Linked DNA regions of Homo sapiens: regions 1, 2, 3, 4 and 6 are each linked to region 5. Evidence: chromatin contacts called from ENCODE Hi-C or POLR2A ChIA-PET data. All regions are on one chromosome and are shown on one strand. The core of a region is the stretch at or near the end of the contact, and the rest is flanking DNA. Distances in the headings are between cores, read along the strand shown.

Region 1 (3,732 bases), core at 1,233-3,732, 410 kb before region 5:
GACCTGCCATTTTCACTTCTTTTGTAGTGGAATGTCATCAGTTAAGGCAAGGACCAGCCATCTGGATGTGTACATGCAGGTCACAGGGGATATGATGGCTTAGCTTTGGCTCAGAGGCCTGACAGTTTCCAATAGAACATAACAGGCAGCAGAGAAGACAGAGACTGAAAGAGCATCCTGGGGGAGATGGAATTGTGACAAACTAAACCAGTGAGCCGAAATTAAGGCTAGCCCTGTGGCATGACTGGCTCTTGTGCAAGTGACATTATTATGTGACATATTATATGTCTGGGTCATTACTATGCTAAAATAAGTAGATTAAAATGAAAGGAATTTCCAAACAAATGCGGGAAGGAAGGCATTATGAAGTTTTCAGATGTCATTAGCTATAACAAAGTTCAGAATTAATCATGACACCATGCAAAATGGGAAAAATTTGCAAGCAAGGAGAGGGTGGAGATGCCAGAACCCGTAAATTTATGCCAGCTGAGCACTGTGGGGGCACCTGGCAAATGGATTTACTATTTTGCCAACACCAGTAAAGTGTTACAAAATTGCAAACGGAATTATTTCTATGCAAACAATTGTTTTTAAAAAGGGTCCCTACATCGACTAATGCAATTCAGTTTTTTTCTGGGTAAGCACAAAGCCAGAAACTAAATGAAAAATATTAGAAATTATTTTTCTTGGAATCATGTTGAATATTAAAATTGAGATTTACTTTCCTCCCCAATTCCCTCTCTCTCCCATCAGTCTTTTCATGCACCAATGTCATTTTAGTTTTCGTGGTAAAAGAGGTGGTGAAAAAGGGGCAGGGGCATTTGAGAGAGTAGGCGAAGGGAGGCTGGGGATTCCAGAAAAGGAAAAGATGGGGAGTCGCTCAATTAAACTCTACCACCTTCATCTGTTAACAGGGATTCTTGCCTGTCTCGACCCACTTCCAGAGGCAATGCCATATTATTTGAGAAAGCTGGATATAAAATTTGAGCTCTGCTGTCCTTGTCCCAATCCCCCTCCCCAGGAGAAAAAATAAGCTGAACTGTACTCGTGACATTATGGGTTTTTCTGGAAAACAAGGATAAATAAGTTTTTTGAACATTTTTCTCCCCTGAAACTAAATCCGTAAGAGAGTTAAAAACCCGTGGAAAGCGAGTTAAGTCACTTTTCAAGTCTTTGTACTCAGGGGATTCTGTAAGACTCATGGAAGAATAATGGCGCAAACAGCAATATTTTAATGTTAGAACGGTCCTCTGAAAAGTCTGCCCGAAACGCTACAAAGATAATTGTGCAGTAACTTCTAAAAACTCTACTGGGACAGGAGGCAACAAAACTCCGGATCAGCGAGAGCTCTGTTTATCCGAGGGTGCTGAGCCTCAGGCCCCACGGAGATTCCCTTTTCGGCACTTGGAGGCCTGAACTCAGGTCTAACCTTTCGTGTGCGCGCTCTGATACTCAACCACCGTTCAGTCTCCGGAGGCTGTTACAACTGTCCCCATTCTACAGATGAAGTTGAGGCTACAGCTTAGTGTTCTTGGGGAGGGAGGGAGTTGGGGGGAGAGAGAGACGCTTTTCCTCATAACCTTAAACAAAAGTACTTAAACCTAAAGCAACTGAAAAATGATTTTCTTTCAACAACGGTGTTTCCTTTGGGGTCAAGTTCTTTGATCTCATCTACAAAACCAAGAAGCGGGACAAGTATTTTTCTGCAAATTAGAACGGGGCGTTCCCCTCCCCCATCACCCCAATTCCAGAGGACGTCAATCACAGTGGACGCAGCACCGCGAGCGGAAATGCGGAGAGCATCGGGGCTCCGCATGTGGGGCACAATGAAACAAGAGCAGCCCCGGCCAGAGGTCCAGTAAAGCGGAAAGACGGTCCCGCCCGCACACCCCTCCGGAAAACTGAAGCGTCTCCTCTGACCCCCAAGGTCAGAAAGATTTATTACTTCCTTCGAGAGGGCGCAGCCACAGACCCACTAGAGAGGGCGGGCAGGGTGTCGGAAGCCAGAGAACGGCGCTCCGCGTCCTCCCACCGCTCCAGGGCGCAGAGGTGTCCTCAGTGCCCGGAGAGGTTGGCAGTGTCGGCCCCGAGGGAAGCGTGGAGCGGACGGCCGACAGGGGATTTCTGCCCAAACTTCATCACCAACTCTTTCTGAGAGCAAAAACATGGGGCCGAGTCCGGCAGCTGCACGCAGAATCCAACTCTCTGGCAGCTCTCGGCACCGACGAGCTCCAGATCCCGCGTTCGCATCCCGGCGCTTTGCGCGCAGAGCTAAGCCTTCGGACCCGTGGACTGCAGCCCCCGCGCGTCGCGGTAAAGCGGGTCGCGTCTCCAGCCCCCGAGGCGCAGCGACGGTGGGAGCCGGCTCGGCGTTGGGGGCGGGGGCGGGGCCGGCGAAGGGGGAGGGCTGCGCGGCGGAGGGGAGGAGCCGCGGCGACAGACGGCGGCGCGCACCAACCGGGCGCCGGCTGGCAGGAGCCGCGCAGAGGCTGGTCCGAGCGCGTTGCGGGCGCCCGGCGTAAGGGGAGTCGGGTAGCAGCATCCTCCTGGGCGCCGCTTTCGCGCGGCGGCGGCGGCTGCGGCGGGGTCTTTCTTTGCTTAAATACCTCGTTGGCCAGAAGCGCTGGTACCGGGGGCGGGTTGGGTCGGGTCGGGCAGTGCTGCACACCTGGGTTTCCTTGCCTAGAGCTGTGTGTTCGGGGTCCTTTGGTCCAGTCGGAGGCTGCGGAGCGGCGGGGGTTGCCTGCGCTGTCCGCCCGGGCATCCTCCCGGTGATGGAAGCAGCCGCCGCCGCCGCTGCGGGGTCGCGCTGTGCCCCATCCACCGCTGCCAGAGAGGTGGGAAAATTCGCCGCACGGAGGCCGAAAGCGAGAGGGGCTGCGCCGCTATGCCGGGAGCTGAGTCCCATATAAGCCGCCCCCAGCCATCGCCCCCAGCCGGCTTCGTTCCCCTGAGCGAGACAGGAAGCTGCGGTCCCGAGAAAGCGGAGGAGACGTCGCTGGAGCCGGGAGGCGCCGGGTTCGGCGGAGCGCGGAGCGGGGCTCTGGGCCGCGTGAAAGTTTTTCTTCCCGAGCCGCAGGGCGCCCGCTGCCCGGAAACTGCCCAGGGATAAGTCGGCCGACTCCCCAGACCCCTCGAAGGTGCGGGGACCCCCAGCGGAAGCGAGAGGGAGCGAAATCGAGGAACGAGTGACAGCCGGACAGTCCGCCGGGCGGTGATCCGGGGCCGCTCCCGGGCGCGCCCTCGGCTCCAGGTGAGCGGAGGAACCGGGCAGAACCGAGGGTGGGCGTTACTTAGGAGGAGGAGGCTGGGAGGGAGATTGGGGCGCATCCGCTCACTCCGCTTCCCCTCGCAGGTCCTACCCGGAGCCGCTGCCATGGGAGAGCCAGCCTTGGGCGCTGGGGACCAGCCGCCGCGCCCGCCTCGGAGTCGCGGCCCGAGTCCCGGCGCCAGCAGCCAGCCCGCTGCGTCCCCTTCCCGGGCTGCAGGGCTGCCTCCGCCGCGCCGCCGGCCCGGATTGTGCCTGTGATGAGCCGCAGCCCGCAGCGAGCTCTGCCCCCGGGCGCGCTCCCTCGGCTGCTCCAGGCTGCGCCTGCAGCCGCGCCGCGTGCCCTGCTCCCGCAGTGGCCCCGGCGCCCAGGACGCCGCTGGCCCGCGTCCCCTCTCGGAATGAAGGTGTTCCGTAGGAAGGCGCTGGTGTTGTGCGCGGGCTATGCACTGCTGCTGGTGCTC
Region 2 (3,591 bases), core at 587-3,086, 320 kb before region 5:
TCCCACAGTTCTGGAGGCTGGGAAGTCCAAAATCAAGGCACTGGCAGATTTGGTGTTTGTTGAGGGCCTGCTTCCTGGTTTATGATGGCTATTTTCTTGTTGTGCCCTCACATAGAGGAAAGACAGTGAGAGAGCTCTCTGGGGTCTCTTACAGAGACACTAATCCCATCCATTAAGTCTCTACCCTCATGATCTAATCACCTCACAAAGGTCCCATCTCCTAATACTATCACATAGGAGGTTAGGATTTCAACATATGAACTTTGAGGGGACACAAATATTCAGCCCATAGCATTCTGCCCCTAGCTCCCCAAATTCATATTCTTCTTGCATGCAAAATACATTCATTCCATCCCAACAGCTCCAAAAATCTTAACTCATTCCAAAGACAACACTAAAGTCTAAAGTCCAAAGTCTCATCTAAATATTGTTTAAATCAGATATAGGTGAAACTCAAAGTACAATTCATCCTGAGGCAAAATTCCTCTCCAGCTTCAAACCTTTGAAACCAGACCAATTATGTGCTTCCCAAATACAATGATAGGACCAATGTAGGCTATTCCATTCTGAAAGGGAGAAATAGGACAGAACAAAGTGGTCATAGGTCCTATGTAACCTGACAGGGAAAACAACATGAAACCTTAGGGTTTGAGAATAATCCTCTCTGGCCCCATGTTCTACCCTCTGGACCCATAGGGTGGTGGTCCTGCCTCCATGGCTATCCCTCGTTGGGGTCGGGAGGGCGATCACAGGCCCCTGGCTCTCCAGGGCTTCGGTCTCAAGATATAAAGGGGTCTATTATTTTTATTGTTAAAGTTAATACTATTCAAGTCATCATTATGGAAAGCGAGTGACAAAGAAGGCATGAGTGAAGTTTGACTTTGGCCTGAGGGTTGTAGAAAAATGAAGCATGTTCCCCCTGTTTCCACCCATTAGGATTAAGTAGTTGAGGCCTGTCCTCCGCAATGCACTGGTCTGAAATTTTACTGCTTAGGATCATGGAACTGGCTCTTTCTTTGGTTCTGTTCCACCTCAAATAAGCTGGGGAGAGGTGTGTGGCTGTCATTGGGTGTGGCAAAGCCAAAGAAGGAGCTAATTCATGATTCTAAGCATGTGAGGGCTTGGCTTGTTATGAGACTATTTTAGCCTTTGCAGCAGCAGTAGTTCTAAATATTCCAAATACCTAGAAATTGGAAAATAATGACAAAAATAACTCAGTGTGAGTTTTTGTAGGAAGGTATGAGCAAGGCATTTATAAAGTATCTTTAAATTGTAATGATGTCCAGGACAGGTTAATGTTTGAAATGCCTTGACCCCCAGCTAAAAGTGGTAGAGAAAATTCTTTTGTCAAACGGTCCACTTCTAATCCTCATCATTGACAGAGCCTGGAACACCTTTTTTCCTTTCTTTTTTTTTTTTTTGCACTGTCTTATTTATTTCTCTAGTAATGTCTCCAATGACGCTTTTCAGGTTTACTTTTTTTCCCCTGATATTCTCAGCTTGTGAGTGATAAATAGTGCTTAAGAACAATTTTGATACCCACATACTTCCAGCTGAGAGACTTAATTGAGGGGTTTCTTTGCCTGTGTGTTTTGAAGCGTTGCCTATGCCGTGGTGCTGGTTATGCTGAAGAATAGCTCCTTCTCACATTTCAATTCTCTGAACTGGGTTGGAATTCAGTCTGGCTGGCTTGCTAGGCAGCCCTTTATACTGGGCTGAGGTCTTGAGGCTGCTTCAAGCCCATGGACTAAAAAAACCACCAACAACAAAAATCCCCCCCCAAAAAAACAAGTAATGTCTGCCTGGCCCTGGCTGCCGGGCTCTTGAGAACTGCAGCTGTGTGGCCATCCTGCCATGAGTGATAGGCCATGGCTACTGAACTGTGCAAAGTCTCACCTCCAAAACTGCACACACAACCATTTTTTTTGGTGTGTGCTCTTGATTCTGCTCACTGAGGCATTTCCTTGGAGCTCAAGATGTGCATTTTTTAAAAAGGGGATTGCCTATTCCAAGGGCTGCTTGCAGCTTTGCAAAGAAAACCTGCTGAGTCACCAGGGGTGGCCAAATACTGTGGTCAGAGCTGACATTTGATGGTGGTTTGATGGAGGAGGCCACCTGAAAGTCAATTGTTAAGGCCTTTGAGAAGGAGTGAGTGGGTTCTTCCTAAAGAGGAGTAGGTAAGTAGTTGCCTTCTGGGACTCTATCTTTCAACCCATCTTTATCACTTCCCTATTTAGGTTATCAAGAAAATAAATGGGCTAATGAATCAGAGAGATTTAACCTGAATTTGCCATTTATACTGTTTGACCTTGGACAAGTTACTTAACCTCTCTGAGTCTGCTTTTTTTCTTCTTTTTTGAAAAATGGAAATGAAATAATACTTAACTCACGAGTTTGTTGGAGGATTAGATGAGCTCACTGCATGGCACAGTGCTCAATAAATGCCTCATTTTAGTTGTCTTCTTTGAAAATGCAAGTGTCACATTAAGGATTCCCCTAGTACAATGAGTACTCCCTGTCTTAGTCCGTATGGGTTGCTATAACAAAGTACTATAGACTGGGTGACTTACACACAACTGAAATTTTTATCACACAGTTCTGGAGGCCAGAAATCTGAGACTGGGGCACCAGCATGGTCAGGTTCTGGTGAGGGTCCCTTTCCAGGTTGCAGACTGCTGACTTCTTGCTGTGTCCTCACATGGTGGAAGGAGCAAGAGGTCTCTTTGGGGCCTTTTTTCTATAAGGGCACTAATCCCATTCATGAGAGCTCCATCTTCATGACCTAATCACCTTTTAAAGGCCCAACCTCCTAATACCATCAACCTGGAGGTTAGGATTTCAACATGTACATTTTAGGGAGACATGTAACGCTCTTTTGTCATCTAATTATCATTAGATAATAGATGTCAATCCATTAAAACAAGGATTGACAGGAATTGGGTAGAATTCCTAATTAGGTAGAATTAGGGTCCAAGGAGAGAAACAGGATCTTGCAGGGTAATAATACCAAACTGGTAATGGTACCAAAACACTGATTTTCTCATCTTACACCTTTCCCTGGGGTCAGGCCCTTTAGAGGAAACTACTATATATATTTAAAGAAATATATATATTTAAGAGTTCTAAGGTACATACTTTTTTTCAGTTTAAAATCTCTGAATTTATGGCATTCATAATTAAAATGTTTAAATGGTATGTGAAATAATGCATCTTATAACTGATAGCATCTTAGTTTTCATAAATATGTAATACTTTTAATAAACAACAATAGTTTCAGGAATCTGGGGCCTTCATTGGGATTCCTTAGACCTGCACTGTCTAGCCGCTGGCCACACATGTGTTATGAGCACTTGAAATGTGGCTACTTCAAATTGTGATGTGCTGCAGTGCAATATGCTCACCAGCTTCTGAAGACTTTAGTATGGGAAGAATAATGTTAATCTATCTCATTAATACTTCTTTCATTGATTACATGTTGAAATAATAATATTTTGGATATATTGGATTAAATAAAGTATATTATTAGAATTTATTTTACGTGGCTTTTAAAAAATTTTTACTTTTTTAGGGTGGCTTCTATTAATGCTTCAT
Region 3 (3,772 bases), core at 719-3,218, 360 kb before region 5:
TTGCTGTAAAGATTAAGTAGGAAAGCATGGATTGATGGAGGTGCCAAGTTAGTTCAATGGGAGAAAATATGGTCTTTTCAACAAATGGTGCTGTGTATTTTATTGTGTGTAAATTATTCCTAAATAAAAAAAGACAGCGTGGGAAAGTACACAGTACATGGTACCTCCTCATTAATAGTGGCTGTGGGTAATACAGGCATGAACAACAACACTAGGCATTTTAGTTTTGACCTCCTACCCCATTAAGCCAGTGGCTCTGTCAACCATCTCTTTTGCCTGTCAGGGTCCTATGGGACTCACACAGGACTCTGGCCAGATGCTGTGATGTTCTCATTCTCTTACCCCCAATGATGCACTTTGCCCAGACAGTCTTTCTGGATAATTGTTCAGGAATCAAATCTTTCTCTCTCATCTAGATATACATGCACATAATATGGATGTTCCTTCCTTCCTTCCTTCTCTCCCTCCCTTCTTCCTGTTTATCTATCATCTTTATCCTATCTCATTCCAAAGCCAGTTTAATGTGGCTTATAAAAATATGCCAGCCTTTAGACAAATTAGTATAGGAAACAAATATAAAACCAAAACTACAAAGAAAGAGACATCAGTTGGTCCTGAACCCTTGCTATAGGCAGGCAACGGATTTGGCTCTGAGCTTCCTTGCCATAGCAACAAAAAAAGGAAATGTGATTAGTTGCTAAACAGACCACAGAGCAGATTCGCTTTATCCCAAAGTAGCATCTTGAACTGGTATCTGTTATTCAGAGCTCCAGGTTTCCAGTTTGTTTGCCTGAGTGGTGGATTAGTGTAAGGAGAGAAGAAACTGGAGGTTTTTTTGTGTTTGGCTCAGTTTTCCTGGCAGGGACACACTAAGAGTTTCCTTCTGGAAGTGAATGGTGCTGGGGTTCTCCCTCCAGCAGAGACAGCATTATTTGTATTCTGAGCCTCTGTTGTCATCCGCTGTGTGGATTAGCTACCTCACTGCACAGTTCATCCTCATGCTGTTTTTCTGAGATCTCAGTTTTGATGTTGACACCTTTCCTTGAGTTATATTCTGGCGAGACAAGCTTGTCACTGAATGGCCGATCCCAGCAGAGGTCTTTTTCATTCTTCTTGGCTGTTTTTCTTTGATTATGGTAGACATACTTATTCCCTTCCCCTTCTCAGAGTTATTTTAGACTTTGAAACCTCCTCTTAGGGTTTTAACTGGCACTATCAAGCACATAGATGGAGGCACATTTTAGATAGAGAGTCCTTTCCTAGTGACCCTTTTAAGAGTGAGCTTCCTAAGTGTAGGCACTTGCTGGTCTTGCAATATATTATAGATCCATCTTCTGCTTGCCTTAAAGAGTCACTTCCCTTAAGAGTCTGCCATTTGGTAGCTGGAAATGAGATTTTCAGAGAGTTCAATGGAATTAAATCTTGACCTCCAAGAAAGGGCAGCTTGTAGTATTAAGGACACTGAGGATCAAGCCTGGGTTTTGGGGGAAATGGATTCCAGACTAACTTCTGGATGTTAGGCAGTAAGAGAACCTTTCTGGGCCTGCTTTCCTTATAGTGCAATGGAGGAAGTAATTTCAGAAGACTGATGTGAAGGCCAAACAAGATGTAAAACTTGACGGTGCTTTGAAAATCCCAGGGTTTTAAATTGTAAGTATGTAAGGGAGAAGACAAGAGAGAAATATTTTCTAAATTTGAGCACCAGCGTTGAATTTATAGTAAAAATGCAAAACATTTACTGGAGACCTATGCGAAGTAAGTGTGTGTGTGTGTGTGTGTGCGCGCGTGTGTGTGCGCGCGTGTGTGTGTGTGTGTGTGTGTGTGTGTGTGTGTGAAGATTTTTGGGGCCAGAATTTTTCCTTTAATCTTTCTTTCTCCAAATACTGAACTTCTTCCTGTTGACACTGATATCAGGGCATTTCAAAAATATCTCTTTTCTTGCCTCCGTTGAGTAATATGTTTCACATAATGAGAGTTTCATAACTCCTCCTGTTTTCGCTTTGCGTTGGCTACCAGCAAACTCAGAGCTATGTCTATTGCTAACTCTAAATAACCATAATACCCAAGATGCTTGAAACATTTCCTTTTTGCATCTTCTTTTTCCTGTCCTTCTGATTTTTTTGTTGTTGGTTTTGCATTTGAATGGCCTTATTGAATATATCTCTTGTTATAAGTTGTTGCAGATCTTTTTTGGAAATATAAATACTTTATATAAATTAAGTTGGAAGTGTAAATAATGTCAACACATAACAGCACATTATAAACACTGTCCTGTGGGCAAAATGAGTTCTGATTCAACATCGCTCTTCTTGTTTCAGTGGCTGAGAAAAGAGCTCTCTTGAATTCTAAGGCAGCTGTACCAATCAATGGCTCCCACTGAAGGAACTGGGTGCCAGGTGGGAGGCAGCAGGCACTTGAAAATTCTCTAGATTTGTAGAGAAGGACAAATTTGGGCCAGTTCCTTACTAGCAGCTCAGAATGGTCTCCTCAAGCAGATTTCCTTGTCTCCTTTTGTAAACATGTGTATAGTAAATGCTTGGCACTGAGACAAGTACTTCTAAAACTTCATAATGCATGTAAATCACCTGGGGATCTTGTTAAAATGCAGATTCTAATTCATTATTTCTGGGGCTTGAGAATCTGCATTTCTAACAAGTTCCCAGGTAATGCTGTTGCTGCTGGTCTGTGACCCATGCTTTGAGTAGCAAGGACCTAGAAGTCACTCAGCTCAATCTGTTGAATGGAAGAATCTGACTTGTTCATGAGTCATACTTCCCAGTTTCAGAAGTCGTCATATCAGTGGATCTGCCTTCTCTTAAAAATCTGAGATCACATGGACACAGGAAGGGGAACATCACACTCTGGGGACTGTTGTGGGGTGGGGGGAGGGGGGAGGGATAGCATTGGGAGATATACCTAATGCTAGATGACAAGTTAGTGGGTGCAGCGCACCAGCGTGGCACATGTATACATATGTAACTAACCTGCACAATGTGCACATGTACCCTAAAACTTAAAGTATAGTAATAAAAGAAAAAAAAATCTGAATTCTTCATAGTTCCTAATTTCTAACTATCTTCCAAGCATTTTCTGCTAAAAATTTATTATCTCTTCTACCTCGCAATGAGCTTCCTCCTTTCTTTCTTTTTCTCCGGATCCACACCATATTCTGAAATCCATTCCCAAAGAGGATATGCTGTGAGCTGTAGTATCATTAGATAGGAGTCCAATCTCCGTAGTCTTAGAGATCGACTGGCTTGTACTTTCTCATAGACCTGGGGGGGTCTCACAAGGCTTTGCACCTATTGGGTGCTTCCTAGATGTTTATTGACTGATTGATAGACCTGTGATTCTAAATGTTTTAGATACAGTCATGTACTGCAAAACAATATTTCTGTCAACGATGGACCATATATGTAACGGTTCTCATAAGATTATAATGGAGCTGAAAAATTCTATTGCCTAGTGATGTTGTGGCCATCCTAGGGCCACAGTGCAATGCATTACTCACATGTTTGCGGTGATGCTGGTGTAAACAAACCTACTGCACTACTAGTCCTATAAAAGTATAGTCTATACAATTATGTCCAGTACATAATGCCTGACAATGATAATCAACAACTATATTACTGGTTTCTGTATTTACTATTCTATACTTGTAATCATTGTTTTAGAGTGTAGTTTTACTTATAAAAGAAAAGTTAACTGTAAAACAGCCTCAGGCTGGTCCTTCATGAGGAATTCCAGAAGGCATTATTATCGCAGGAGATGA
Region 4 (3,606 bases), core at 552-3,051, 500 kb after region 5:
AATACTATGCAGCCATAAAAAATGAGTTCATATCCTTTGTAGGGACATGGATGAAGCTGGAAACCATCATTCTCAGCAAACTATCGCAAGGACAAAAAACCAGACACCGCATGTTCTCACTCATAGGTGGGAATTGAACAATGAGAACACTTGGACACAGGGTGGGGAACATCACACACTGGGGCCTGTCGTGGTGTGTAGGGAGTGGGGAGGGACAGCATTAGGGGCTATACCTAATGTAAATGACGAGTTAATGGGTGCAGCACACCAACATGGCACATGTATACATATGTAACAAACCTGCACGTTGTGTATATGTACCCTAGAACTTAAAGTATAAAAAAAAATTTTTTTTTTTTTTTTTTTTTAGAGACAGGATCTTGCAATGTTGTGCAGTTAGGTCTCAAACTCCTAGCCCCAATTGATCCCCCACCTCAGCCTTCCAAAGTTCTGGGATTTCAGATGTAAGCCACCTGCCCTGGTCTATTGCTGTTCTTTATCTTGGGTTCTTAGGTAACCCAGCAATCTCACTTCTAAGAATCTACCTCAAAGATTCACAGGTAAAAAGTTAAAAGACATGTACATGCTATTTATTGCAAGATTATGTGCAGTAAATGACTAGGAAAAAATGGCAATGTCCATCAACTGGGACTGATTGACAGAACTATATTATATTCATACAAAAAATCCTGTTCAATTGTTTAAGGAAAGGAGGAATACCTGTGTGTACTTCTGTGTAGCAATCTTTGGGATATATTGTTCACTTAAAAAAAACATAATGCAGACAAAGCCATGCTTAATATCAGCTATTTATACAAGAAAGCAGCGTGAAAATAATCTTTCCTCCTTCATTCATTCAACAAATATACATTTATTTGTATCACTAATGACATAGTACATGTATTTTACACCAATGACATTCTTATCAGATTCCCATTAGGAAGATTTATAAGTGAAATTCAAAGACTTGGTGTTATCTTTGATTTTTCTTTTTTTCCTTGCCAGCCCTTTTATAAGTTGAATCCATAGGCAAAAATTCTGTCAATCCTATATGCGAAATACATTCCAAATCCTGTGACTTCTCACCATCTTCTCAACTATCCTCCCACCTGTTATCTCTCGTCTAAGTATAGCAAAACCTGTTTTCCACTTCTTATGTCCACTCTTGCATCATGAAAGCCTATTCTCTATAGAAGAGTCAACATGGTCATTTTAATCCAACTTCTTAAAATCTCCAATGGTTACATAACCCATTTAGAATAAAATCTAAACTCCTGACTATGGCCTATGAGACTTGCTCTGAGTCCTCTTATTCTATCACTTATATCTTTATTAACTATAATTAGGCTACAAAATCTGGTCCTGCAATCTGGCAAGCTATCTTGCTCAGAAACTTTGCTGTTCCCTCTGCTTAGAATTCTCTCCTCTTAGATCTTCACTGGATTGATTCCTTATCATTCCCATATTGCTTAAATGTCCTTTCCTCAGCAGGGCTTCTCTAACCACCTTATATTAAATATCCTTGATCTTTTTTCAGTTCTGCTGAGTCCCTTTTCTGTTTTTTTTTTTTCCAGACTGATTTTTCCGTCTCTGAAGTGATGCTAAATTACTAAATTATATTTGTCTCCCTAACTAGAAGGTATGCTTCTGGAGAGCCAACAGGGTCTTTCTCTTGCTGATCACCAAACTCCTGGTCCCTAGCATGTGATAGAAACTCAGTAAATATTTGCTGAGAGAATGAATGTATCTTTATAAAATGAGACTGAGTAACTTACAGATGCTAAATGGGGAAGTGGGAAAGGGGAAATGGAGTGAAAGTGAGAAGTGGTACTGCCACGTAAATTTTCACAGCTGAGAGTAATAGTGAACATCATTGTGTTGTTTTACATCACCACCATCTGGATTTGCCAGAAATATTGCTCTCTGGAGCCCATGTCATTTTTCCTGTGTTTACGGAATGCTCCCAGGGTGTGTGTGTGTGTGTGTGTGTGTGTGTGTGTGCGTGCATGTGCATGCATGAGCATGTGTGTGTAGGCAGGCTTCTCCAATAGACATGAAGAATAAAGGACTGACAGTTTTTAGTACTGCTGCTTCCCTTTCCACCAGTAAGATGTTAGTGGCTAAACCCAGTACTCCATTCATTAACACCACAGAGGCTCAGCAACAGGAGATGGGCAGAGTGGTGCTGGGTCCAGTTTTGGGCCCAACAGCAGGGTCTGAGAGCTGGTTGAATGGCCTGTGTGACTTGTAACTCATTCCATGCTTCATCGTTCCATGTCAACAATGGTCCAGGCAGTATGCCCTCAGGTACTACTGAGTGTCCCCCAACTTCTTAACAACTTTTTTTTTTTTTTTGACAGAGTCTCACTCTGTACCCAGGCTGGAGTGCAGTGGTGTGATCTCGGCTCACTGCAACCTCCATTTCCTGGGTTAAAGTGATTCTTGTGCCTCAGTCTCCCAAGTAGCTCGTACCACCACACCAGGCTAATTTTTGTGTTTTACGTAGAGACGAGGTTTCTCCATGTTACCCAGGCTGGTCTCGAACTCTTGGCCTCAAGTGCTCTACCTGTGTCAGCCTCCCAAAGTGCTGGAATTACAGTCGTGATTTACCATGCCCAGCCTTTATCAACTTTTATTCCTCTTATTCTGATATTATATCCATGAGGAAATTGTGGAAATGTATCTCTATCTGTCTATCTATCTGTCTATCTATCTATCCATCCATCCATCTATCACCTATCTAGATATGTATCTATCTACCTATATATCTATCTATGATTCCTATATCTATCTATGTCTATCTACCTAATCTATCTAATAGGTTGATGATATAGGCATAAGGCCTATCTAGACAGATAGAGAGATAGATGATAGATAGATAGATAGATAGATAGATAGATAGATAGATAGAAAGATATATAGATAGAGGGATAAGGCACGTATTTGGGACTTTAATAAAAGAAGCACTCCGAATCTTAAAGATTATGGTGTTTAGACACAAACTCTGAATATCAGTGTGATCACTTCATTCTTTCTAGCTGAGTGGTTGTATCACATGCAAGATCAAAATGCTGTGACCTAAACTGTTTTCTTCTCTGCTGCATTGGAGAATTTTCCACGCCCCTGCTCCTCACCTCGCTCCTTTCCTTTCTCCACACCTGTTGTAGCTTATGTCAACAGGAGTACTTAAATGCAACTAGTTATAAGTCTCATTTTATTTGAGAGACTGTTCACATTTGATATCAAAAAAATACAAAATGTTTTGATATGTTACATAAAAGTCACCATGACTAGGCCCAAATGAAAATTTCATATACAAATTTTGCAATAGCAATAATTATTATTATATTTTCAATCACAATTACCCTGAAAATAACTCTGAATATTTTTATGTAAATAATGAGCTCAAAAAAATCAAGGAAGTCATGCATTTGAAATCCCAAACACATTTGATCAGATCGTATTTGCTTTAAAACGTTTTTTAAAATAAAATTCATATAGTATTTTTATCTAGATTTCAGTGGAGTGGAAAAAAATATATTCCTAAGTGTTCTACAAAAGTTATTGAATTAAGGCCCAGATACCTGCTTTTTTGAAAACAATTAA
Region 5 (3,867 bases), core at 397-2,896:
AATTAAGAATTATTAGAAGAATTCAGCATTATTGGAAAGATTAAACCAATTAACTCAGTTGTCTGTACATGATAGGCCCTCAATAAATCTTACCTAGTATTATGATGAGTTTGGAAATTTTTTCCTTTACACATTTAGGAAATAAGAAAGTACAGAAAGCAGAATTTGACTGCAGTGTGATAAGTGGGTGATCAACAAATCTAAGTTTGCTGTGATCTTTTCCCGTTTTAGCACTGAAAGTCCTCTATCCCGGTAGTAGTTGGTCACCCTATAACCCTATGAACAACTCTGTGAGGGTGGGAACTCTTTGCAAACAGAACATCAAGCTGCTTAGCACCATGAAAACAGCTGAATCACACAAAATTACCTTTTCTATAAGGTCTAAACTATCAAATAGCAGCAATTTCATATGGTCTGATCAAGTAAAAAGTCCTAGAAGAAGGCAAAGGAGAATAAGCCACCTTCTATACATTAACTCATGCCTGGGTATTTTTGTCCTTCTAGCTCAAAAGTAAAAAAAAAAAAGTGTGACAAATATGTCTTAAGTACTTACTGTGTGCCAGGCATCAGACTATCTGATAGGTCAGGAGTTTATTATCTTTACTTTGATTGATCTTCATGACTTATAAGTTAAGAGGACCAACAATATGAAATAGTGGAAATGTGAAGCCATCAAGAGCATTAACTCTAAACAGAAGGAAATAAGTCTAAAGGAGAATGTGTGTATCTTACAGATGAGAGGGACAGTGCCGGTGCCATGTGGGAGGAGACAGAGCTGCAGATGAGGAGGGTGAGTTACCCTGTGCCAACAACAGCGGGGTGAGCTAAGGTGCTTGAGGGTAGAGACGCAGTCAAGCCTCTCAAGCAAAAAATGCAGCAGCTAATTTCAGAGTGGGAAATGCCCCTCTGGGAGGAAGTCAACATCTTATGATCAGAACCGCAATACTGAGATAGCTAAGAAAACACAAATTCAACTTTTAAAACGTTTTTATAAAAACACTGGAGAGAGAAAAAGTCCAAGTTCACTTTGGCTTTTGGAAGAGACCCAGAGGATTTCTTAATTCATCTGAAGCATTTTGGCCTGAGTTCTATTAAAACATTTTTAATTCTTTGATATGTAATCCTCTCTAGGGGTGTGGATAAAACAAGGGCATTATGAAGTTTTGTTTAGGGAATGTCATCCCATGAAAGTATTTGCCAGTGGATTTTGGAAGGATTCAACACTGTTTTGTTGGATGGTTTTATATACCAGGTGAATTGAACACATGAGAGCAGGGATTTTTACTCAAGAAAACTTGAGAAGAACTGTAACAAAGGGAAGAGAATAGAAGTCATAGTTTTCAATTCCAAGGACTCAGTAACCCATCAATGATTACTGGCTTCTAGGGAGAGAGTTAGATACCGAGTATTTTGTTAAATGTTTTACATTTATATAAATGTATATAGTACTTATTCATATTTTATAAAGTCATTGATATGTACACCGAAAAGAGAAGAATTGAAAAATGGAAGACTAGGAAGATTGGACACTGTATCTGATGCTGTATTTCCAGTAAATTTAGCAAATAAAAAGTCTATCAAAGGAGTGCCCTATTTTGTTTCTGAATTTCAGATGAGCAGAACAGAAGCCACTCCTATGACTCTAGGACGGAAGAATGAGAATGAGGAAACTGGGGTTGTGCTTGCCTGGAGTCTAACCCGTGCACCACCTGTTATTAGAACCCTGGGAAAGCAGCCTACCATCCAGTTTTAGGTTTGGCTTGTTGAAGCTATTGACGTTGTAGCATGCACTGTACTGAGGGAAGGGAAGGGATACCTGGCTTTGAGTTTAGAGGGCTGTGGCTAACAAGTGGCTATAAGCAAATGAATTATCATGCCTAATAAAATATTCAAGTGATAATTACTAAGTTAGTGAGAGAGTTTGGCTGTGTCCCCACACAAATCTCATCTTGTATTGAAGCTCCCATGATTCCCACATATTGTGGGGGGGACCCGGTGAGAGATAATTGAATCATGGGGGCTGTTTCCCCCATACTGTTCTCCTGGTAGTGAATAAGTCTCACGAGAACTGATGGTTTTATAAAGGGAAACCCCTTTCGCTTGGCTATCATTCTCTCTCCTGCTTGCCACAGTGTAAGACTTGCCTTTTGCCTTCTGCCATGATTGTGAGGCCTCCCTAGCCACGCAGAGCTGTGAGTCCATTAAACCTCTTTTCCTTTATTATAAATTACCCAGTGTTGGGTATGTCTTTATCAGCAGCGTGAAAACAGACTAATACAGTTAGTAAGGAAAAACCTTGACCAAATGGAAAAGTGTGCATGCATTATCTCAAGTCCATCAGAAATCTGAAAAACAAAACAAAACAAAACAAACAAACAAACAAACAAAAACCAAAAACACTATTCAAATAGTTTTTGCAACATGAAGAAAAAGGAGACAAAATCAGACAACTGATAAGGGTTGGATCTGGCTTCTCACTGTTCTGTCAAGATGGGAGTTTCTGATTTAACCAGTGTCATATTGGTGGCTACTCTAACTGAATTCATTGAAAAATTGCCATAATGTGATTCAGGATTTGCCTCTGTCAACTTACCTCCTTTTAGCATTTTATGTTTTAGTTCATAGAATAAAATAATCCCATTATAGATAAGAAGCTTGAACTGCGAGATATAATTATGAGTCCTAATTCCAGCACTCAGAAAAAACACAACAAAATAACTGAAACAAAACCTAACATGCATATAGTGCTCATTATGAGCCACAAACATTTTGTAAAAACTAATGCATGAAAACTAATTTAATCTTTACAACACTATTCATTCAACAACAGCTATTTGGTGAGTACTTTTATAGATTCTGGTGCCATGAAATAGAAGCTATCATTATCCCCATTTATGAGTGAATCTGATACATCAACTCATGCCTCCGCTTGAGCATTTTGGCCTTACTTAGCTCTTGAGATTTCAAATGCTCCCCTGGCAAGGAAAGCAAACCACATCCCCAAATTTCCTTTATCCTGATCTTCATTTATAAGCCTCTAGAGACCCTGGTGAATAGAGCTGAATTTTATTTATTTGAGTTCATCTCAGAACAGTGGTAGGGCATCTTTTCATGTCTTTGGAGACAGAGATTCACATGAGGGAGAGAAGAAGCTAAAACCATGAGCCATCACAGAGTACATCTTCCTGCTGGAAGCAGCACTAAATCAAATAAGACATAATGTATAGGAAGTTTGTCTTAAAAACCTTTAGGAAGAAGGCAGTCTACACAAATCTTCACTGAGTTCCTTCTCATTTCCTCTTTCTTGTTGTATAATACAATATGTGGGTGTAAATTAAGAGAAACATTAGGAAAAATAAGACCAAATAATCTAGGTAATTGTTATTTAACATGTATGAATCTCATTTTAATGAAAGAGAACAATATCATGGCCTATGACATAGTAAGTTTAAAAAGCTAAAAACAAAACAATAAGGTAAAAAGTAAACAGAAATAAACTTACGTGTAGGGACGGTTCTCAAAGTATGACTTATTGACCTCTGAGACTCCCTGAGACTCTTACAGGTAGCTCATGAAGTTAACATGATTTTCAGACTGTTACTAAGACATCCTTTGATTTGTTCATTCTCATTCTATCCTGAGGATACAATGGAGGTTTCCAGAGGCTACATAATGCGTGATAATCACAACTGATTGAATGCAGAAGCAAATCTGATAATCCAGCTGCCTTCCATTAAACCAGAAATAAAAGAAATTTGCAAAAATAGAAAGTGTGATTTATGTTAACATGCAATGGATTTATCATTATTTTAAAATAAATTACTAAATATTTCTAAAATCCTCATTTTAAGTGTCTAATATGATAAA
Region 6 (3,670 bases), core at 682-3,181, 320 kb after region 5:
AGAGTTTTCTTGTGCCCGTTAAGACCCTCAATACTGGCTGGGAATGGTGGCTCATGCCCGTAATGCCAGCATTTTGGGAGGCCAAGGTCAGTGGATCTCTTTAGGCCAGGAGTTGGAGACCAGCCTGGGCAACATAGTGAGACCCTGTCTCCACTAAATTTTAAAAAATAAATAAAACAATACAGCAAAAAAAGGTTTTTTTTTTTTTTGCATTTGGGTTATGTTTTTTTTCTTTTTTTAATTATACTTTAAGTTTTAGGGTACATGTGCACAACGTGCAGGTTAGTTACATATGTATACATGTGCCATGTTGGTGTGCTGCACCCATTAACTCGTCATTTAACATCAGGTATATCTCCTAATGCTGTCCCTCCCCACTCCCAAGCAAAAAATTTTTAAAAGACCCTCAGTACCAAGGAATTTAACTCTGTGCTCTGAATGGATCAGCATATCAGCCTCCTGAGCCTGAAACTTCCGCCTTATAGCTCAAGTATCTCACAGTGGGATCCACTTAAGGCTTAGGATTCCTTAGGTTCTGAAATCACAACTATACACTGTTAATATCAGGACACCACAGGATTAGCATATACAATGTGCATTGATCTGTACCCTGAATCTCAGGCTTAGGAAAGGGTTTCAGGATTTCCAAAATGAGGAAACCCCAAATATAAAAGTATGTTATTTGCTATAAATTATAGCAATGCCTTGCCTGTTGCCATTGTGTTCAAACTTCCTATCCATTATCAGGCTGAGATAAGAGCAGTGAAGTAAACTATTTCATCAGTAACACCAGTAAAAACTGGTGTCTTTCATTTTACTTTAAAAGATGAGAGTACAGACAGATAATCTCTGTCAGACTTTATTAAACTTTCTGAAAGGAATGATACGGTAAGTTGCCCAGAAAGAGCAATACTGCAGGTGTTAAATATTTTTCCACACCTTGGCCTCCAATACATAAATAGGAGATACATAACAAATAACACTAGCAATGATCATTATAAATTAGAACATCTGAAATCAGGCTAAGAAGTAAAAAGTACTGCATAAAGAAACTCTCGTTTATTTATAACTTTTTATTATAAGAAAATAAGACACTGTTCGTATAAATAAAAAGGACTTGGACACAATATTCTCTTAAGAGGGGTGGGGTTAGTTTCTGCAAGTTTTCTTCTTGAAATTAGTTGATATAAGAGGAATTACTCCAGGCATTTTGAAGTGATGTTTTTTCTAGAACTTCGTAATGTTCATCGGTGCAGCCAGTGAGAGAAGGCTGCTCTTTGTGACTGCAGAGCCATCACTTCCCAACATCATTACAAAAACAAACAGCTCGCCCTCGACTCCCCACATGACAATGGACCCGCATCTGTCAACAGACTTGCATTATGTGCCGTGTGAGAACATGACTGTGACATTTGCTCTCGTGACATGGCAAATTTCGGCGGCTTGTCTGTAAAGAGATTAGCATTCGTTACGCTGCAGCACCTTTCATCAAACTAATGACATTTCAATCAGCACATTTTCTCCAGTTTCGGTACTTTGCTATCTGAGCACAAGTCTCTAATTACGCTCAAGCAACAAGTTTCACATCAATCTCACAATTTATGCACTCACCATACACCATTGCTCCTCCAGTTTCATGCAAGAAGCGGAATCGATGATTTTTAAATAACCAGATTGTCAAAATGGTAAGGATGAGCAAAAAATTGAAGACAAGCAGCTCCACCGCTCCCTGATGTTGAAACTGATACTCATCCTTTTCTGACATAACCCTTGACTGTCTCTCCATTCCCCAGTCTTCTTGGGATTCCTTAGATAAAAACCTGGATAAAGGCTATTTTATCAAGATTTGCCTAAGACAGTCTGACTGCCTGAGAATTTCAGAAGAAACACTGCCACTTTAGTTGCTACTTCACAAGCATTCTGCCCTGGCTTAGTATTCAGATGGCTTCTAGTTACAACTTCCTGTTTCTCTCTTAAAGCAGCCCTGTCTCTTTTCAAACTCGAGAGTGTGTGGTTTCATCACTGACTCTTAATGTCTTTAAGTGATTCATCTCATGAAAATATCTTTCATACTGGACAAATCTGCAAGCAATGATGCTAAGATCTTGAATCACGGTCTTATTATTCCAAATAAGTCTTCTTAAGCTGCATAAATATGAACTGTAGATTAATAATAAAAAAGGTAGCCTTACACTAGCAACGTTTTCTAAGTTCAAAAAGCCAATTCCTGACTCAACTTCACCTAAATGCAAGATCTTTCCTCTCTAACCAAGACCTGCCAAAGTGATGGGGATTGATAGCACAGTTATCAATCAGCCTCTGTGCTCTAAATGGATCAGCATATTAGCCTCCTGAAAAGATATTACACTGCTTAGCCTGAAACTTCCGCCTCATAGCTCAAGTATCTCACAATGGGATTCACTTAAGGCATAGGGTTTCTTATAGGGTTTCTTATGCTCTCAAATCATGACTGTACATTGGTTAAGCAAACCTAAAGTGATTTCACAGGATTTTTTTTTTTTTTTTTTAGTTGAGAAGCAAGAAAGGATTTAGTATATGACTCTATTTGGCTTTATATAATTGATAGTTGCAGAGCAGCCTTTAAACTCTAAATCAATTGTTTTTCTTTTAACAAGAGAAAACAATGAAAGCAAAAGACAAATAAAATTCCATCCCCATCTCTACAACTGTACTGTTTGGATACGTTGAGACAAAAAAGAAAAAAAACAAAACACATTACTTCGAAAGAGAAACTCACGCAGCCATCCTCAGCAACGCCACATGCATGGATTTCTCTTTGTAGGGTTCCTGGTCTCGGCATCCAGGACCCACAGAAATCTGCAATAGATCACAACCTCCTCTGTCCTATGGCAAAACAATGTTGCTCACTGAGAAATGGTTCTGCCACCAGAAATGAAAGCTCTGTATTCACAGGATTCTGATCATAAGAGTGATGATTCTTCAGATCATCTTCCATGTGGCAGGTTGCTCCTGTCTGATTTCATATTTTTCTACTTTAAAATAGTTCAAGATAATACCATGGGTTCTGCAGCTTTTTTTTCCTTTTCTTTCTTTTTTCTTAGCAAATATTATGACCTGCTTGCTTTTAACACTTGATCCTATAACACATTTGGGTATATCCTGGGGTTAGCTGATTTTTTTTTTCATTTTACCATATCATTGTAATTTGGGAGTATTAATCACTTATGATCCCCATTTTGACACAATTAATGCTCAATTTATACAATGTGATTTCTTATTGAGTAGGCTGAGCCCAAATGCGTCCTGAAACAATTTTTGTCACTAAAAGCTAAAGGTCAAGCATGTAATATTATTGGGAGCTAACTACCTCCTCAACAAACAGTTTCACCATGAGAGCAAGTCTATCAACCCCTTAATACAAAGCTCTGCTGTTTCAGCATCTTTGCTTTGTGCAACTTTGGAAGCTTATTTCCTCTCTGAGTTTAACTTAGCAGAGGGTATTTATGTGTGCTGCAGATGTTCTTCTGACACGCTACCCTTTTTGGCAGGAATATCTGTGATGACTAATATTCATACTGTTTTGAAACCTATCAGCTAATGCTTGCAAGCATTTCATGGAGCTTTGCTAGCAGGTTCTACCTTTATGATTTTGCAACTCCACAGGTTCAGTCGAGTTGTCAGATATACA

What was found. Hi-C counts contacts between places; a loop is a spot of excess contacts on that map. ChIA-PET counts read pairs that join two places held with the same protein, here RNA polymerase II (POLR2A). Pooled maps may share reads with other maps.
Region 1: a loop to region 5 is called in a map of B cell, with 8 times the contacts of the local background. The contact joins the promoter of CHST2 here to the enhancer-like site in region 5. A Hi-C loop is called at or near these places in 3 of 168 maps with a recorded cell type or tissue (B cell, GM12878 and naive thymus-derived CD4-positive, alpha-beta T cell), 31 of 37 single-sample maps with no recorded cell type and 12 of 50 pooled maps. POLR2A ChIA-PET finds 5 or more read pairs at or near these places in 1 of 52 experiments (activated B cell).
Region 2: a loop to region 5 is called in a map of mesothelial cell of epicardium, with 18 times the contacts of the local background. The contact joins two enhancer-like sites. A Hi-C loop is called at or near these places in 1 of 168 maps with a recorded cell type or tissue (mesothelial cell of epicardium), 2 of 37 single-sample maps with no recorded cell type and 2 of 50 pooled maps.
Region 3: a loop to region 5 is called in a map with no recorded cell type, with 2.1 times the contacts of the local background. The contact joins two enhancer-like sites. A Hi-C loop is called at or near these places in 20 of 37 single-sample maps with no recorded cell type and 14 of 50 pooled maps.
Region 4: a loop to region 5 is called in a map with no recorded cell type, with 5 times the contacts of the local background. The contact joins two enhancer-like sites. A Hi-C loop is called at or near these places in 6 of 37 single-sample maps with no recorded cell type and 4 of 50 pooled maps.
Region 6: a pooled map shows a loop between it and region 5 (2.1-fold over the local background). The contact joins the promoter of SLC9A9 here to the enhancer-like site in region 5. A Hi-C loop is called at or near these places in 3 of 37 single-sample maps with no recorded cell type and 11 of 50 pooled maps. POLR2A ChIA-PET finds 5 or more read pairs at or near these places in 1 of 52 experiments (activated naive CD4-positive, alpha-beta T cell).

The regions. Positions count from the first base shown.
Region 1 is chr3:143,117,289-143,121,020 of GRCh38, forward strand. It overlaps CHST2 (carbohydrate sulfotransferase 2), which reads left to right and starts at 2,483. Exons shown (of 2, transcript NM_004267.5): 1 at 2,483-3,253; 2 at 3,356-3,732. The coding sequence starts at 3,529. RefSeq lists enhancers at 1,539-2,040, 1,716-1,845, 2,041-2,540, 2,826-2,875, 3,199-3,732 and silencers at 2,306-2,595, 3,086-3,135, 3,166-3,215, 3,266-3,345, 3,406-3,605 and 1 more.
Region 2 is chr3:143,205,520-143,209,110 of GRCh38, forward strand. No RefSeq gene overlaps it. Among named protein-coding and RNA genes, the nearest start is that of CHST2, 88 kb to the left of the region's middle. Within about 2 kb of position 1,837, at least 3 of the 41 ENCODE cell types and tissues checked have a DNase peak (open chromatin) inside an H3K27ac peak, as active enhancers do.
Region 3 is chr3:143,163,068-143,166,839 of GRCh38, forward strand. No RefSeq gene overlaps it. Among named protein-coding and RNA genes, the nearest start is that of CHST2, 45 kb to the left of the region's middle. Within about 2 kb of position 1,969, at least 4 of the 41 ENCODE cell types and tissues checked have a DNase peak (open chromatin) inside an H3K27ac peak, as active enhancers do.
Region 4 is chr3:144,027,115-144,030,720 of GRCh38, forward strand. No RefSeq gene overlaps it. Among named protein-coding and RNA genes, the nearest start is that of DIPK2A, 57 kb to the left of the region's middle. Within about 2 kb of position 1,802, at least 3 of the 41 ENCODE cell types and tissues checked have a DNase peak (open chromatin) inside an H3K27ac peak, as active enhancers do.
Region 5 is chr3:143,528,290-143,532,156 of GRCh38, forward strand. The region is part of intron 9 of SLC9A9 (solute carrier family 9 member A9); the gene reads right to left. Among named protein-coding and RNA genes, the nearest start is that of SLC9A9-AS1, 190 kb to the left of the region's middle. Within about 2 kb of position 1,647, at least 5 of the 41 ENCODE cell types and tissues checked have a DNase peak (open chromatin) inside an H3K27ac peak, as active enhancers do; they include B cell, where a contact is called at or near this core.
Region 6 is chr3:143,846,537-143,850,206 of GRCh38, forward strand. It overlaps SLC9A9 (solute carrier family 9 member A9), which reads right to left and starts at 1,932. Exons shown (of 16, transcript NM_173653.4): 1 at 1,612-1,932. The coding sequence starts at 1,786.